2 separate regions of the Mus musculus genome follow, and region 2 is linked to region 1. The links are chromatin contacts, found by POLR2A ChIA-PET in ENCODE. All regions are on one chromosome and are shown on one strand. Each heading gives the region's core, a stretch centred on a gene start or an enhancer-like site at or near the end of the contact. The rest is flanking DNA. Distances are from core to core; before and after follow the strand shown.

Region 1 (7,802 bases), core at 3,583-6,082:
GCTGGGGCCCCAAGACTGTCCAAAGACATCTCTAGAATCTGAGTGGAGGCCACCATAGGCCTCAGCTTGTGTCATCTACATGACTTAGTTTAGCCTTTGATCCTGATCACTTCTCATTAGGCAACCTGTCCCTTTGTGACGAAGGGTCCAACAACCCTTCTAACTTCTAGCTAAGTGCGTATCCCAGTCCTGTCCCTATTCCACTGGCCACAAAGCTCAGTGAGCAGACACTTTTGGAGGCTAGAGTCGCTTCTCAGGGACAAAGCTGCCACCTCGGATTTCATGGGACAGCAGGTCAGGTTGGTAGTTCACATTAGGAAGTCACTAGGAAACCAAGTGCAGTATTTTCGATGCTGGCTTCTGCTGCTCTTTTGTGTTGTTAGGGAGGCACCCAGAATCTTGCATATTGCAGGAACGTGTTCCTATCTTTGAGGCTAACTTCCTGCTCCCAAACACAATAGCAGCAATAAGATACTATTCCCTGAAATTCCTCATCTCCAGGGAACTTATGCATGCAGCCCTGCCCCATGCCTCCAGCACAGCGAGGTACAGCTACTCTACCTCAAAGCTCTCACAGCACCATCATCACCAGGGTTGATCACAAGGAACCAGAGAGCAGCAGTTAAACATCTATGGCTGTCACTTTGAGGTGTTTTCTGATTTACTTCACCTTGCTTTCTCACATAGCCCAGGCTGGCCTTATATAGAATTACCATAATCATCATCATCATAATAATTATTATTATTATATAAAATGCCTTCAACTGCTGATCCTCTTGCCTCTGCCTGGAGGTCCCATGTTTACAGCTGTATGCTGCCATGCCCAGCCATTCTGGCAACTTTCCAGTGTGATATTGATAGCATGGATGGGTCCCTTAAGAAGAGCATTTCCAAGTGGGATCTGCACAGGATGCAGACGTTCTTCTTATGCATGTGGACATCCACCTGTGCAGCAAAGCCCTTTTCTGCTTTGTGAAATTGCCCCAGGCCTATACCTGCAGGAGCTCCCTGTCCCCCATCCCCCGGCTTCTGAGAACCAAGAGAAATAAAAGGCTCCAACGCAGGAGCAGTCTGCTGTAGTTAATGATTCTCTGTTCTGCTCAGCAACAATATGGTCTATTAATTGATGCATCTTCTATTTGGTAACAGTCTTCCTAATTAACACAGGCTCTATTTAGTAACAGTATGTCCTATTTAATTTCTTTCGTGTGTTCTGGTGAAAAACATAATGCTTCATTTAATATATTTCATCTGTTTATTTCTCATGAATTTTGTAACACGGTGCAGCTGGTGGTGTCTACAGACCATGGAAGAGGGGTGATCCGATGGACAGTTTTCCAGACAGAGGGGTCTGAGCTCTTGAGCCAGCATTTTAGGAAAGGGCCAGGGAGTTCAATCAACAACATGGCCTGTGTATGTGTGTGTGTGTGTGTGTGTGTGTGTGTGAATTTGGCAGGGGGTGTATTTCAGCTGGACTTGGGGTTCTTAGCTACTGTTTTCTAAGTTCCTCATGTCTTCTATCTACCTTTAATGTCACCAAGTCCCCAGCAAGCCTTTCTTTGGTTGTCTTTTCATGGGGTGGCTGCTGTACCTGCTTTCAAACCTGCTCCCCTATTTATAGTGCTAAGGCCCTAACTTTTGTTCCTCCTCCCCAGCAAAGGGCTCTGCCAGGAGCATGGATGGCAGTCACACCTGCTGGCCAGCTTGTTACAGCTTCTCGAGCCTTATGCTTGCCTGCATAGATATCCCCAAGGCCTACCTGTTGCACAGTACTGGGGAGTGTTCAGAAGGATTTTATAGATAAGATCTCTGTGTTTGGAGTACGTATGTGGCTTTGTGGCCGCAGCATTGCACAGCTGTCTTGCCTATGTGACCTTCAGTGGTAGGCATAGTCTGGTGGGTGCCCTGGGAGGTTATGGGTAGGGGAGGGATGAGATCTGGTTCCAGAGGACAGCCCCAGAGTGGAGCCTGTACAGGAGCGACAGATGAGGAAAGATGGCCAACAGCTGGAGCAGCATCCTCAGAGGTGAGAGGGCAGCTGGACACTTGGACAGGAACACTGATCCAAGTCACATTTTCTTTATTCCCATGCTTATAAGTGGATCCCATATCCTAACCATTGTGAACAGTGCTGCAGTGAGCATGGGGTGCAGGTATTTGCCATACAACCCTCACTTTCTCTGGATACATACCAGTAGTGGGACTGCTAGATGACATGGTTGTATTTGTAATGTTTTCTTATATTTTTTGATTTATGTATATGAGTATACTATAGCTGCTTTCGGACACACCAGAAGAGGGCATCATTGGATTTTATTACAGATAGTTGCGAGTCACTATGTGGTTGCTGGGAACTGAACTCAGGACCTCTGGAAGAGCAGTCAGTGCTCTTAACCACTGAGCCATCTCACCAGCCCTATTTGTAATGTTTTGAGGAACCTCTGTGTGGTTCCCCTATCAGCACCATCAGCACCAGTTAGTTAACTGGCATCAAACACATGTAAACTGTGCAGCCATCACTCTGTCCTCCTTTAGAATTTTCCCATATTCCAAAACTTAACTTGTCCAGTATGGGCTCCTCATGTGGCCACCATGGCTGAACCCACCTCCTAACTCCTTGCCTGATAATTTAGACAGGTGACTGACTTCTGGCTGTTTTTGACCCTGCATGTTTGCCCTTGTAAAGGTGCTACCAGAGAGGAACAGAAATCTGGGAGATAGCAACCTAGGGGCAGTAAAGGGACAGAACATGGGCTGAGCATGGTCTGCCCATCCATGACCACATGAAGGATCTTGGCTGGAGGAATAGAGATTTCACAGTGACTAGCTTCTTCGCCAGCCTGAGGATCCAGGCTTGGGGACTTGAGCTTTCGTCCCTGTTCCTACATCAAGTCTATAAGGCACCTGGAATGCAGCCCAGTGTGGAGGAAATGAAAAGCAAAAAAGACCCCTATGCTGGACGCCTTTCACAGCCTCTGCTGGCTGCTCTCCGTCCTTCTTGGTGTCTCCCACAGCTCTGGGAGGCAGCCCCCTGTGGCCTGCTTCCTTCTGGCCTGGTTGTGCTTCCTTCAAAGGTCCTCTGCCTTCTCCCTACCTCCCTTTTTGTACGCTGGGATAGCTTATTGACATTAGGTCCTTTATAGTTGAGGTTCCACAAGGGCACAGAGGGTCAGGGTGACAGGCAACAAGAGGACTGTCAGCATCTCTAGGGCTGGAAGTAAGATAAGAGTGGTCATGGGATAGGGGAGAAAGCAGAAAGAGCAGTGACCCACACAAAACGACAACGCTGTGCTACCTAGCAGGGTTGACTGCTGGCTGTAGAATGGATCAGCAATGAATGTTTAAAGGGGGAAAAGACAGGAGAGGAAGAAGCAGGGCCAAGAAAGTAAGCAGAGAGATTTTGAGCTTGAAGGAGGTCATTGAGGCCAGGCTGAGAGAAGAGGTGTGAGGGGGTACCACATGCATAGAAATAGGGCTCTGTTACTCCATTGGCCTCAGTGTCACAGGGCTTCCTACTCAAGACACATTGACAGTCAATACATCTACCTATGCAGTGAAACGAAGCTGCACACTGACAAGAACACAGGGTTTACTGTCCTGGAAACACTGGAGGGACTACCAGTCGTGACTTACATTTCCTGAATTTAGGGAGGAAGTGAGTGTTAAAGGTTACAGCTATGGGGTTTTTATGATGATTTAATCTCAAGACCAAGAAGCTTGAACCAGGCTGGGGCTGGTGTTTGAGAAAAAGAGGGCCTAGGCAGTGAATTCCTGGTCTAAACTTTTTAAGTAAAATGCCCAGTTTCCTGTTTTCTGAAAGTACTTTAGCTAGTTTCTAACTGGGAATGAAACTTCTGAAGACGCTGTGGCTGCTCGGAAGTCAATGTGGGAAGGGAAGGGGAATTCTGCCCTTGACGTCTTTCACCAAAGAAAGGTCTCCTTGAGGTAGACAAGGTCCAATGTTCTGAAAAGGTTGGGCGTAGGAACTATAAAACCAGTTTGTGCAACTATTGTATCATAGCCTGAGTGGTGCTTGGGACAGGATTGATGTATTTCTCTCCATCTCAAATGCACGCCCTCAGGTAGATGACCCCTCTCCTGGCAGGTGGGAAACTTTCCTCACAAATGCATCGTGTCTCAGAGCTGCCCCTTGAAGGAGGACGAAGTGGTCTCTCTCTGCACGTGAAGAAGATCACACATCCCAGCTCTCTGCAACCATTCAAAAAAGAAACCCATCTGGCTTTTGCGATTTAGTAGGGTAGCTCAACCCCTCAGCTGGACCAAGGCGGAAGTCCCGCCCCGGCCTCCATGCTCCGCCCCGCCTCCGTCTAGCCTTAAGCCCTGGATGTTGAGCTTTCCGTTAGGTCTTCAGTCCCAGGCAAGTCCCTACTTCTTGAGCGCTTCTGTGCTAGGAGTCCGATCCCGCCTGACCCCGAGCCACTGTCCAGTAGGGCGGACTTTGCTCTCCAGGAGCCCGGCCCCCAGAAGCCGGATCCCGTTGGTCCCTGACTCCAGCTGTCCAACGACCTGATCTATCCCCTCATCCAGCTCCGTCCCCCAAAACCTGACTCCACCAAAATCCTAAACTTGGTGAATCTCGAATGAGCCCCACCAAGAGCCCAAATCACACCCTCCAAAAGCGGCTGAACTCCCCACCCTTCCAGGAGCCACACCCCCAGAAGCAGGACCCGCGGGGTCAGAGTCCCGAAGCGCACAACGGCCTGACCCGCCCCTCACGGGTCCCGCCCCCAGAGCCCCGCCCCCTAGGCCCTGGGCCCCACCCCCAGGAGTCGGAGCTCCTCTCTCAGGGGCCGGACCCTGCCCCTCCCGGAGCCCCGCCCCCGGCCCGGCGACGGCGGTGACCGTTGATGCTTTCGGCGGGCGCCCGGCGGGAGCAAGCGGCGGCCCGGTAGGTGAGCGGAGCCGGCGCGCCTCCTCGCGCGTCTTTCTTCTCTGGCGCGCGCCCCCGCCCGGCCCGGCCTTGTCCTCCTGCGGCCGTGGGGCCGAGCTCGGGCACCGCCCGCGCCTTCTTTGTTCGCGCGGGACTCCGGGAACTTGCCCGCGCGGGCTGCGGCCGGGGTCCCGCGCAGGCCGGATGTGCGGGTTCCGCAGGGCTGCAGCCCACCGGACTCGGGCGGGATCTGACCCGGCTCAGAAGCCGGCCCGGCTGGCCATGAGGGGACTTTAATGTCCAACTCAGCCCGCGGTCTCATTGTTTGGGCAGAGACCGTATCCAAGGACCCGAACTGAGGAAATGTAGGGCAAGAACGCAGGGCAGCCCACAGCGAGCGAGCATCGAGAATAGCTGGAGGGGTTAGAGCTGGGAAGTGTAGACAAGGGGGTTCAGAGTGTAGATAGAGGGGCCCCAAACCTGTGGACTGTGTGTGTGTGTGTGCGCAGAATTGTAGAGTGTAATAAGGGCTCAGCTGTGAAGTGTAGATGAAGGGGTGGTGTGTAGCTAGGGCCCAACCCCTGGAGTGTAAACAGAGGGGCTTTGACCAATAGAATACAAATGGAGGGGCCCAGGTTCCTGAAAAGGCCTCAGATGGAGTGTAGATGGAGGTCGCCCTGGTGAGGAAGCCTTGAGCCTACATCAAGCAACTGGTGTGTGGGAGAGGGGAGAGAAGCAAAATCAATTGTGAATCAAGGGCCTGCTTACATTCTAAAAGTTTCTGAAGAAAGCACAGTTGTCAGCAGGACAATTTCTCCAGAAAAACTGGGATAAAAATGTTACATCTTTTTATTTGGGGGGGGGGGGCTGGATGACAAGTACCAAGTACTCAGGCTGGCAGGATCTGGACTTCAGGCACACTGCTGGGATAGAGAAAGTCACGGGGTAGAGGGAATGGCTTAGGTAAGACTCTGGAGTAGGATGGATCTTTAAAGGATGCAAGGCCATTTCTGTGAAGTTTCTTGGAACCTACCTCAGTGGGACAAAGGAGGAGGGTTGCTTCTGACAGGAAAGATGAAAGGCTGGAGAGCTGGCAAAGGAGATCAGCAAATACCGGAGCTGAGGAAAGGCCCTCAGACTTGGGGTGGCCTGTGTGTTGCCAGTCTTGGCGCAGGAGTCAGAAGGCAGGGTTTATACTGAGTAGACCAAATTGCAGTGCATCGTGGAGTTGCCAGCTTGTGACATGAGGCACTTTGTGGTCATCCCCTGTGTCAAGGGCTGGCTCACTTTTTGCATTCTGTTTAGAACAACAACCTCAGAGGGTGGGAGCGTGGGTAGTCACAAAGGTGACACCGAGCCTGGTGACCTGGCTGCTGCAGTAGCTCCTGCAAGGATCCCAGAGGTAGGAGAGGTTGAGGCTGAGCCCTGTGTTTCTAATCCTGTTGTCATTTGACATCTGTATCTGAGACAGGCCCAGCATGCTGGTCCCATCTGGCTGCCTTGGTTGTGGGCTCCTTGCCTTGCTCTGGCAGCAAGTGCATGATGGTGGTTGCAGCGTCCCCACCCCCTTTTCTTTCTTTTTGTGTGTTTGCTGGAAACCCTGCAAACACTTACTAGTCAGCACTTGTTTTAGTTTCCTACAGAGCTTAAATCTAGTGGCTTAAACAGTTTGCTCTTCAAGGCTCAATGCCAGAAGTCTGCAATGGGTCTCACTGGCCGAATGTCCTTTGGGGATCAGAGAGATTCTCCTTCCCTTCTCATGTCAGATGGAGACTGGCCTCATCCCAGGGCTCAGGGCTTGGTTCCAGCATCACGTGGCCTTCTCTTCTCTCTTAAGCCTCTCTCTGCCATGATCTGTGAGGACTTTTAGGGTTGCCAGGAGATCCAAAGTCCTCAGTTTACAGCTGCAAAGCTCCTGGAATGTTTTCACCTTCTTGCTGAGGAACAGCCTGGTCCTTGCACCTTCGCCAGGGTGGGACACGTGGATCTACCCATGGGTCCTGCATACCAAAGACCACAATAGTTTGTGGCTTTACTGCCCTGTAGATGTGTTTCTAGATGCACACTCAGCTGTGAGAGGATGCAGTGTCCATCTGTCCTGTTCTCTTTAGGGAGGTGGTAGTCCCCACTCCTTTCACAATCCAGCGAGAACTACAACCTCCCGAAATCTGCTCACCCCAGCCAGCGCTCAGGAGGCTGAGTCAGGAGGGTGGAGAGTGTAGTGCCAGAGCATGGGCTGAGTGAGATCTCAGCAGCAAACACCGCTGGGCTAAGAGTATATACTGCTCTTGCAGAAGGCCTATGTTTGGTTTCTAAAACTTTACCACATTGGAAAGCTCACAACTCCCTGCAGAACTAATGCCTCCCAAGGCACTGGAATTCATGAGCATATACACACATGTACACATAAATGAGAAAACAGAATTAGAGGCAGGTGGATCTCTGAATCTCTGAGTTCAAGGTCAGCCTGGTCTACAGAACATGTTCCAGGACAGCCAGGGCTAAACAGGGGAAACCCTGTCTCAAACAACAGCAAAAATAGCACATGAAAAGCAGAATCTTAAAAAAAAAAAAAAAAAAAAAAAAAAAAGCCTCAGACTTCAAACCCATTTGCTCCTGATTTTCTGGGTCTACCATTTTAGAAGCTCCTAGTTTCTCCCATGGGGAAGTCAACCTGTTTGAGGCAGGAACTGACCTGGTTAGTCACCCCACTCCATGTCTTTAAAAGTCTGGGGTTAAATGAAAGAAAAGGGAACGGGTCATTCATCTTTTTTGTTTTCTTTCCTTGTTCCCTTGTGGGCTCCCTGTCTCCAGCTCTGTACTCAGGGCATTTCCATGTACCTTTTCCTCCTCCAGGCAGTCACATGCATACGTACACATTGAGTGCTACATATTTTCTACACCACCCATC
Region 2 (7,802 bases), core at 3,782-6,281, 160 kb after region 1:
GCCTTGGTGCCCAGGGTGGGTCAGGGTAGGAGGAGAACTAAGTGGGGAACTCGAGCTCCATTAGACTTGGGCCCATAGGCAAATTGCTCAAGACTTCAGAGTTGAGACTGAGCAAGCTCCGAAGTGCTTGCTCTCTATGAAATGGAGTCCCAGGGAGCTGAGCAACTCAGGAAGTTCCCTGCAGTGTCCAGGCCCAGCCTGGGGAATGAGGCAGCCCTGGGAATGGCAGTGGGCATGTCCCTGAACAGCTTCCCCACAGGACTGAGGCCATGTGAGGTTTTGCACTGGACCGGAGGGTCTAGATGATGCAGTTCCCATGAGACTAGCCCTTAAGGATCTGGCCTGGCCCAGGTAGAGCTGGTTATAGTTAAGGGGCCCAACCCTTCATATGATTACCAGCAGCATCTGTTTCTTAGACAGAAACAGATAGACTCTGCATTTTGGTCCCCCAGATGAGGGGCCAGTATTGACAATAACTTGAGCAGTGAAGGGAGGGTCCAAATGGACCACACCCAGAAGGTGTCCTGCACCCATCTCCAACAGCAAGAGCTCCACCAAGGGCTTAGAAGGGTCAACTTCATGTGTCAGCTCCTAATCCTGTCAGGTCTGCTGCTCTATGAGCCAGACCCTGTCAAGCTGGAAGAAGCTAACCCCACCCAGGACACTGGCTAGCCAGACGACGGTGGTCACCAGCTCTCTTCCTGGCCTTCTGCGTTCCTCTATTTCTGAGCCCAACTCTATCTCTGCAGAGCTGGCTGCTCACTTCCTTCTGGCAGCTCCCAGCCTCCTCTCCTAGGAAGCCAACTCCACACTCACCATCAAGCCTGAGGAAGGGACTCTATACAGAGCAACTCCTGCCATAGCAGAGACCTTAGCACTGAGGGTTAGTTCTGAGGAAGCTGCTTGTATGAACCATGGTTACAATTCAGTTGCTTATAACAGCCAACATTAACTCCCATCACCCATCCTGCATACCAGTAGTACCTTACAGAGGGCACTACCCTCAGTTTGGGACTACTATGAGAGGCAGGGCATGCCTAGGTCACGTGGAAAGCAGTGTGTTAGCACAAGGAGTGGGGGTATGGCAGTGATGGGGGTCAAATGTGCCTCTGGTTAGCCAGTGAGTGGCAGAGCAGGGATAGAACCTCACGCCCAGGGTATGCAGAAGAGTTGGTGGCCAGTCTATGGGCTAGGTCCCGAATGTCACAGGGTGGCACATAATGAACCCAACTCTTCCTATCAATGCCTGACTGTGGGCTGAGGGTGTGAGGAAGATGGGAGGAGAATCCAAGTGGAGCACACACCCATCCTCTAGACCTAAGGATCCATGTGTGCACTAAGTATGCACAATGCATACGCCATGTGAAACTCTGCCCAATCTTCCATGTCCGCACAAGGAAATCAAGGAAATGCTCACAACCCACCTTGCCAGCACAGTCTGAGATCAGGCCCACTTCCTCATCTGGGTGACAGCATCCTTTGCATCCGTCCTAGCCAAACAGCTCCAGAGCCTTTGGTTGCCTGGGTATCAATGTACCAAGGCCCTAGCCCTGACTCTCTCCCAACATTCATAAAACAGCACAGGAGCTTTTGAGCAAACCCAGGGCATGTGTCCTCAGGTGAGTCACCTCATAGGCTGCACTTGCTGTCACAATGTCCCCCTACTCCAGTCCCTCAACTTGGCCTGGGGGCTGGTGGCTGCCCCCGCTGTGAGAATAGGAAGGTACCGTTGAGGTTGTGGATCAGTTTTGCTTCTTTCTCCCCATCCTTATCCAAGCCTTCCACCTTCAGCTTTTTCCAGTTGAGTTCATCCCTCTCTTGTATCTTCAGGTCAGAATGCAGCTCGGCCAGCCTCACAGGAGACAGATGAAGCTGCCCAAGAAGAAAGGAGGGACATGCGATAAGCCGATGTGCGATGTACCACAGGCAACAAGGCTGACCTGGGGGAGGGGGAACTGAGAGTTCAGAGTGGACAGGGCTGGAAGTCACTGACAAGACACACAGGGACTTCAAAGACTGATGACGCCTATGTCAGGAGCCCAGCTAGAGACACAGCTGAGTCTGTGTCTGGAAATCCCAGGTCCAGGAGGAAGCCAAGGGCTGTCAGAAGGCTCCTGCAGCAGGGCACCACACCTTTCCCACGCTGACACCTGGAGCTACGGACCAGGTAAAGCATACATATCCATTGAAGGGCTGGACTTGGTGAGGAAATGAGTTATTTTTACAAGAAGTAGGAGAAGAAAAAAGAATCACCACATAATAGAAGATTAAATTTATATAAAAAAAAAAACCTTGCCAATATAATCTTACATTTTTTTTTGAGGTACCAGGACCAGATTCAGGGCCTTGTACAAAGTAGGCATGCTACCACAGAGAGATTCTTTCTCAGAATCAGTTAGGACTCTGCTCCCAGGGGACCTGAGAGGTCAGCTCCTGTAATCTGAATACATTTTGTTTAAGAGGATGAGACTGGGTCTCTGAGAGGATGTGGTAACCTGCAGAGGTTTCCCTACCCCAACTCCAAGGAGAGTCCTTTGCTCCCCACACTGCCCAGGAGTCTTCATCTTGCAACACACTGGGCACGTCAGATCGCTGAGTCAGGACAGACATGTCCCAAATCCCGTCACAGCTCATCATCCTAAGTATGTCTACGAAACAGGAACCGGGTAACGCCAGAGTCAGGGCACGAAGGGCTAGACTGCCATGAAGCAATCCCCCTCCTCCCACAAGTCTCAAATTGCCCAATCTCACAAGATAGAGGTGGGCTCCATGCCTTTGCAGAGCTCTCCCATACCCGGCTCCACTCCCTTGGGTATCAAGACAGACCTCAGCTCTTCTAAAGGTGGACTGGGAATGGGGCGAGGCAAAGAGCTCTGCCACACTTTCTCTTCCACCTCATACATGATAAACTGCAAGGATAAAACTTCTCCTGGATAGTGAAGATCACTGAGAATCCCCACAAGGCTACAACCCAGGAGAAGCCTAGGGGAGCACTTCAACTACTTAAAACAGTAGGGATGGGAGCTGATTGCACTATCGGCCTCACCCCGAAGGGCAGAAGGCCCAACCCAAATGTTTACATGAAAGATAAGAACCTGGTGCTCTCCCCCTGAGCTCAGGTGACCTAGCAGGTAGGACCCAGCTGGAAGCCTCCCTGTCTAGAAAGAAAAGCAGCAAAACTCAACCTATGTCCTCAAGGCCTAGGCTCCTTGGAAGTAGAGGGAGTAGACACAGGACATCCTGTAAGGGAAGCCACTGGAAGAACGAATGTCCCCCTCCGTTCAACAGAAAAAGTGAACGCAAATCCCCTGCAGAACTTTAGGGCTGGAGGGCTGGAATGACGTGCAGCCCAAGGCTTAGACAGGATGACGAGAGCAGCCGTCCGCACAGTGACATCAGACTGTGGACAACCAGCAGAAATATAATCTGATGCTGCCACTGATCAGTGGCCATGGTGGAGGTCCAGGAGACCACCAAGGCACAGAGTGAGGATGAAAGTCACCTGGATGTGCATGTGGAGGACTGGGGGCCACCTTCTGAGTGAAAGAGACCCCAGGATCTACGGACAGCAGACCACATTTCCCCAACAGTCTTCGACGGTACCTGCTAATGTCTTCGTGGCCCCATCCTCATCTTACTGGGTAATCCCAGGTGAAGCACACTCATCCCGTGGGCACACCCCTGGAGATGGCGGTCAGGGACAGCCAGCCTTTTACCCTAGATGGTTCCCACTGCTCCCATGCTCTTCACACAGCCACTCCCAGCTCTGCTCCCGGACCCTTCCCCCAGAAAGCTGAACTGCTTTTCCAGGCCACAGGGCTGTCCTAAACCTTTGCAGGCTGGACACTTGTCCCCCTCTTGCAGCAGTCTCTCAAAGACACTGGCTGGCCACTAAGCTGTCTGTGAGGCACCACTCCCCTTCCCCAGAAGCCAACCTCCCAACTACCTCTCCATCCAAAGTCTCCAGGGCCAAAGTTCTACACGGTTTTATTTTAAAAAATCACTTAGTTTGCAAATTATTTACTCTCCCCTCAAACTCAGGAATGTTTAAGCTGGAGGGCTAAAGGGCAACCCTCTGCAAGCTCTAGAGGAAGATAGTGTGGCTCTGAAAGAATACTTAAACAAAAGCCCAAGTCCTAGCCTAGGACTGTAATCTGGGAGGGGACCCAAGTTCCAGGCCAGCCCTCAGGCTCTGGATATCTCCATTTCAAAAGGAAGAGAGATTAGCATAGCTACTAAATCTAACTTCAGCATTCCCCAGACAGGGTGTAGTGTTTACCTATACTAAGGAATTCCAATCCCCTAAGGAACTGCTTTACCCAAATTAACCAGCTCCATTAGCAACTGGGGCTTCTGCAATCTCCATACAGTCTTATCTCAGGGCACCGTTTTTTTTTTTCTTTCATTGGAGTAAATACAGATAAAGAAAAGACTTCCAAGTCTGGCCCCATGTAGAAAGTGCCCCCCCTCCCCTCTACCTCCATCTGAATTGGCTCTTTGGAAAATTAGCTTTTTGGGCAGAGGTGTCCACAGCTAGGAAGGGTGGGTGTCACTCATTCTTTAGGGTCCCTAATTGCACTAAAGGCAACCACAGGCCCTTGACACCAGCACCAAGTTCCTTTAGGGCCTATGGGTCTCTTATTACAAGTGAGGTCAAGATGGCCCACCTGACATTTAAAGGGGGGCTGTACAAAGGGTAGGCCGTTCCCCGTCCCAGAGGTTATGTTGGCCTCTCAATCAGGGCCCTGCTCTCCTTCGCTCACACGCAGCACCTCGCCCCCATCCCCGCGCGTCTCCCTGGCCCCGCTCACCCGCTTGGCCTTCTCCCATAGCTGGTTCAGCTTCTCCATGCGGAACTCCTCCCCGGACTCGCGCTTGGCGGCCATCTCCGGCTCGTTCTTCTCTCGCGAGTACTTGCCGCCATGGCCTGCTATGGGCTGGGGCACAAGCATCAGCGGCAGCAACAACAGCACTAGCAGTTGGAGCCGGGGCAGCGTAGAGACCCTCTCTCTTCGAGGCGCCATCTTCCTCTGAAGCGCTAGCAGACTGACAGGACTGGGTCTTGTAGGACCGCCCATCTGTAGCCCCGCCCATCAACCGGTCTCCGCGAGGCCCCGCCTCCCTTCTCAATCCGATCCCGCCCACCCCAGGCCCCGCCCATATGACTGCCCACTTTTCGGTCTCTGGCTCCGCCCTGCCCAACACCAGCAAAGAGCAATTATCCCAAGGTATTTTCACGCTGGGGCTGCAAAATTCAGAGCTCACTAGCGGGGCTGTAAGGAGAAGCAGCTGGGAAAGCGCACTTATGCACCGCCCCACTCCTCGTAATCACACAAGAAGTGCGGCGGAAGATGATTTTGCCATTAAACCCGGGAGCAGCTATCTCAGCTCCGTCTTTGGGACACATCCCAGACACTTCCCCTCCGGGGTTTCTGTTTGGAAGGCTTTGTGCACTTGCCTAGTCTCTGCACCTGCAGCCCTGGAGAAAATCCAATGGACATAGTGAGGCCCAGCAAGCCTGTTGGGGACATGGCCTGGCCTGGTGACAACCTGGTGCTCGAGGAACCCAGGAGTCTGGTACAGGCACCAGCAGTTTGGGCCCAGGAGGGACAGGCAGAAGAGTCGTCTGGTAAGGATGACCAGTGTCTTAGTCAGGGTTTCTATTCCTGCACAAACATCATGATCAAGAAGCAAGTTAGGGAGGAAAGGGTTTATTCGGCTTACACTTCCATGCTGCTGTTCATCACCAAGGAAGTCAGGACTGGAACTCAAGCAGGTCAGGAAGCAGGAGCCGAGCAGAGGCCATGGAGGGATGTTCCTTACTGGCTTGCTTCCCCTGGCTTGCTCAGCCTGCTCTCTTATAGAACCAAGACTGCCAGCCCAGAGATGGTACCAATCACAAGGGGACCTCCCCACTTGATCACTAATTGAGAAAATGCCTTACAGTTGGATCTTGTGGAGGCATTTCCCCAACTGAAGCTCCTTTCTCTGTGATAACTCCAGCTGTGTCAAGTTGACACAAAACTAACCAGTACAACCAGAAAGGGTCTCCAATAGGGAGATACATGGAGGACAAGGGTAGGGGATATTTGGGGGGAGTGGTGCTTTTTTCTTTTTTTAATAGTTTTAAGCTGTATTTTGTGTTTCCACAAAAAGGGTTCAGTATATCTGGAACCCTGGTGGTTTGCAGACGTTAGCACCTGTTTTCTGAGATCTATTTTTGGTTTGGTTTGGTTAGCTCTGGTTATCCTGGCATTCACTATATAGACCAAACTAGCCTCAAACTCAGAGATTTGTATGCCTCTGCCTCCCAGATACTGGGATTAAAGGTGTGCACCACTTTGCCCGGCCTAAAATGTCTCCTTTTCAGATAGGAGAGAGGGTTTTGTTTTTGTTTGGGGGTTTTTGTTGTTATTTTGGCTTTGTCTGGTTGTTTAGATCAAACAGGATCTTACTCAGTAGCTCTGGAACTCAACTATGTAGATCAGGCTCACCTTGAACTCTCAAAGAGATCTATCTACCTGATGCTATCTTCCAATTGTCTGAGATCTTTTTTGTTGTTGTTGTTTGTTTTTGTTGTTGTTGTTTTGAGACAGTGTTTCTCTGTGTAGCCCTGGCTGTCCTGGAACTCACTCTATAGACCAGGCTGGTCTTGAACTCAGAAATCCGCCTGCCTCTGCCTCCCAAGTGCTGGCATTAAAGGCCTGTGCCACCACCGCCCGGCTTGTCTGAGATCTTAAGGGCAGTTGCTTCATTTATTTTCTCCGGTTTCAGATAACAATGTGAAGCTGGTCCCTAGTCACCTATCTTCTCCAGGAGCACAGTCTCCCAGCTGCATGGCAGTCAGTGTTTAATGCACTAGCCTTGTTTATGTGCTCAGATCAGTCTCACTGTAACAAGCCTAGCAATTCATGAAGGCCCCGGACAGACCGGACGTTTTGACCCTTCTCCAGTCTTCTGGTGGATGCACTCCAGGTGTGAGTTGGAGCCAGGCTTCCTCCCCTTCACTACAGGTTCCAAGACTGCCTCCCACAGGCAGAGGTGGTTGGAGCCCTGTTGCCTCTGCTCAGGGTTCACTACCTGCATCCTTCCCAGGAATGCTGTAGGCTGGGAATGCTGTAGCAGTTCTGAAGGGAGAGAGGATGAGAGGATGGAGAGCTGCCAGCCCTTTGCTTAGTCTGAAGAGAATCCACAGTGAAATGGGTGCCGTGGAAGAAGCTTCCTGGCAGCCTCTAAACTGTGCTCCTTCCCATGGACCACCACGTAAGGATTCCCAAATCCAAGGAATGCCCCTGGTGGGAAAGAGAGAAGCAGAAACAGCCGGCCACAGAGAAGCAACTGGGAGAAAACAGAAGGGACAGATGTAAGACTGTGGCGAGGTCAAAGCAGGGGGCAACATGCCTGGGTTTTGGTCCTCAGGGGTACAAACAAACAACAAACACAAGTGGAAATAGGAGCTAAAAATATACACAGTGAAAGAAAATGGCAAGAGATGTTATCCTTCCAGAGACAACAGAAACTGTTAGACCGTGGAATATATAGCACACAATGATGTGAGACATAAAACACGGTGGGAAGCAAAAAGAGCTATCGATCCAAAACCCTAAGCAATGATAAGATGATTGACGTAAACTCTGAGAAAGCGGGTTCAAGTTACAAGGACATGGTCAACAGAAAGGGAAAAACTTGGTTTCCAACCCAAGAGACCTAGTACTTAGTTACCAGGAGTTTCTGACAGCACAGAGGTGAATTGGCTCTGGAGGTAAGGGTGCTTGCTGCCAAGCCAGACTACCTGAGTTCAA

The links. ChIA-PET counts read pairs that join two places held with the same protein, here RNA polymerase II (POLR2A).
Region 2: POLR2A ChIA-PET joins it to region 1 with 37 read pairs in embryonic stem cell. The contact joins the promoter of Lrpap1 here to the promoter of Rgs12 in region 1. POLR2A ChIA-PET finds 5 or more read pairs at or near these places in 4 of 5 experiments (Patski and embryonic stem cell).

What each region holds. Positions count from the first base shown.
Region 1 is chr5:34,944,616-34,952,417 of GRCm38, forward strand. Rgs12 (regulator of G-protein signaling 12) reads left to right here and starts at 4,833. Exons shown (of 17, transcript NM_173402.2): 1 at 4,833-4,909.
Region 2 is chr5:35,100,668-35,108,469 of GRCm38, forward strand. It overlaps Lrpap1 (low density lipoprotein receptor-related protein associated protein 1), which reads right to left and starts at 5,032. Exons shown (of 8, transcript NM_013587.3): 1 at 4,812-5,032; 2 at 1,728-1,872. The coding sequence starts at 5,024.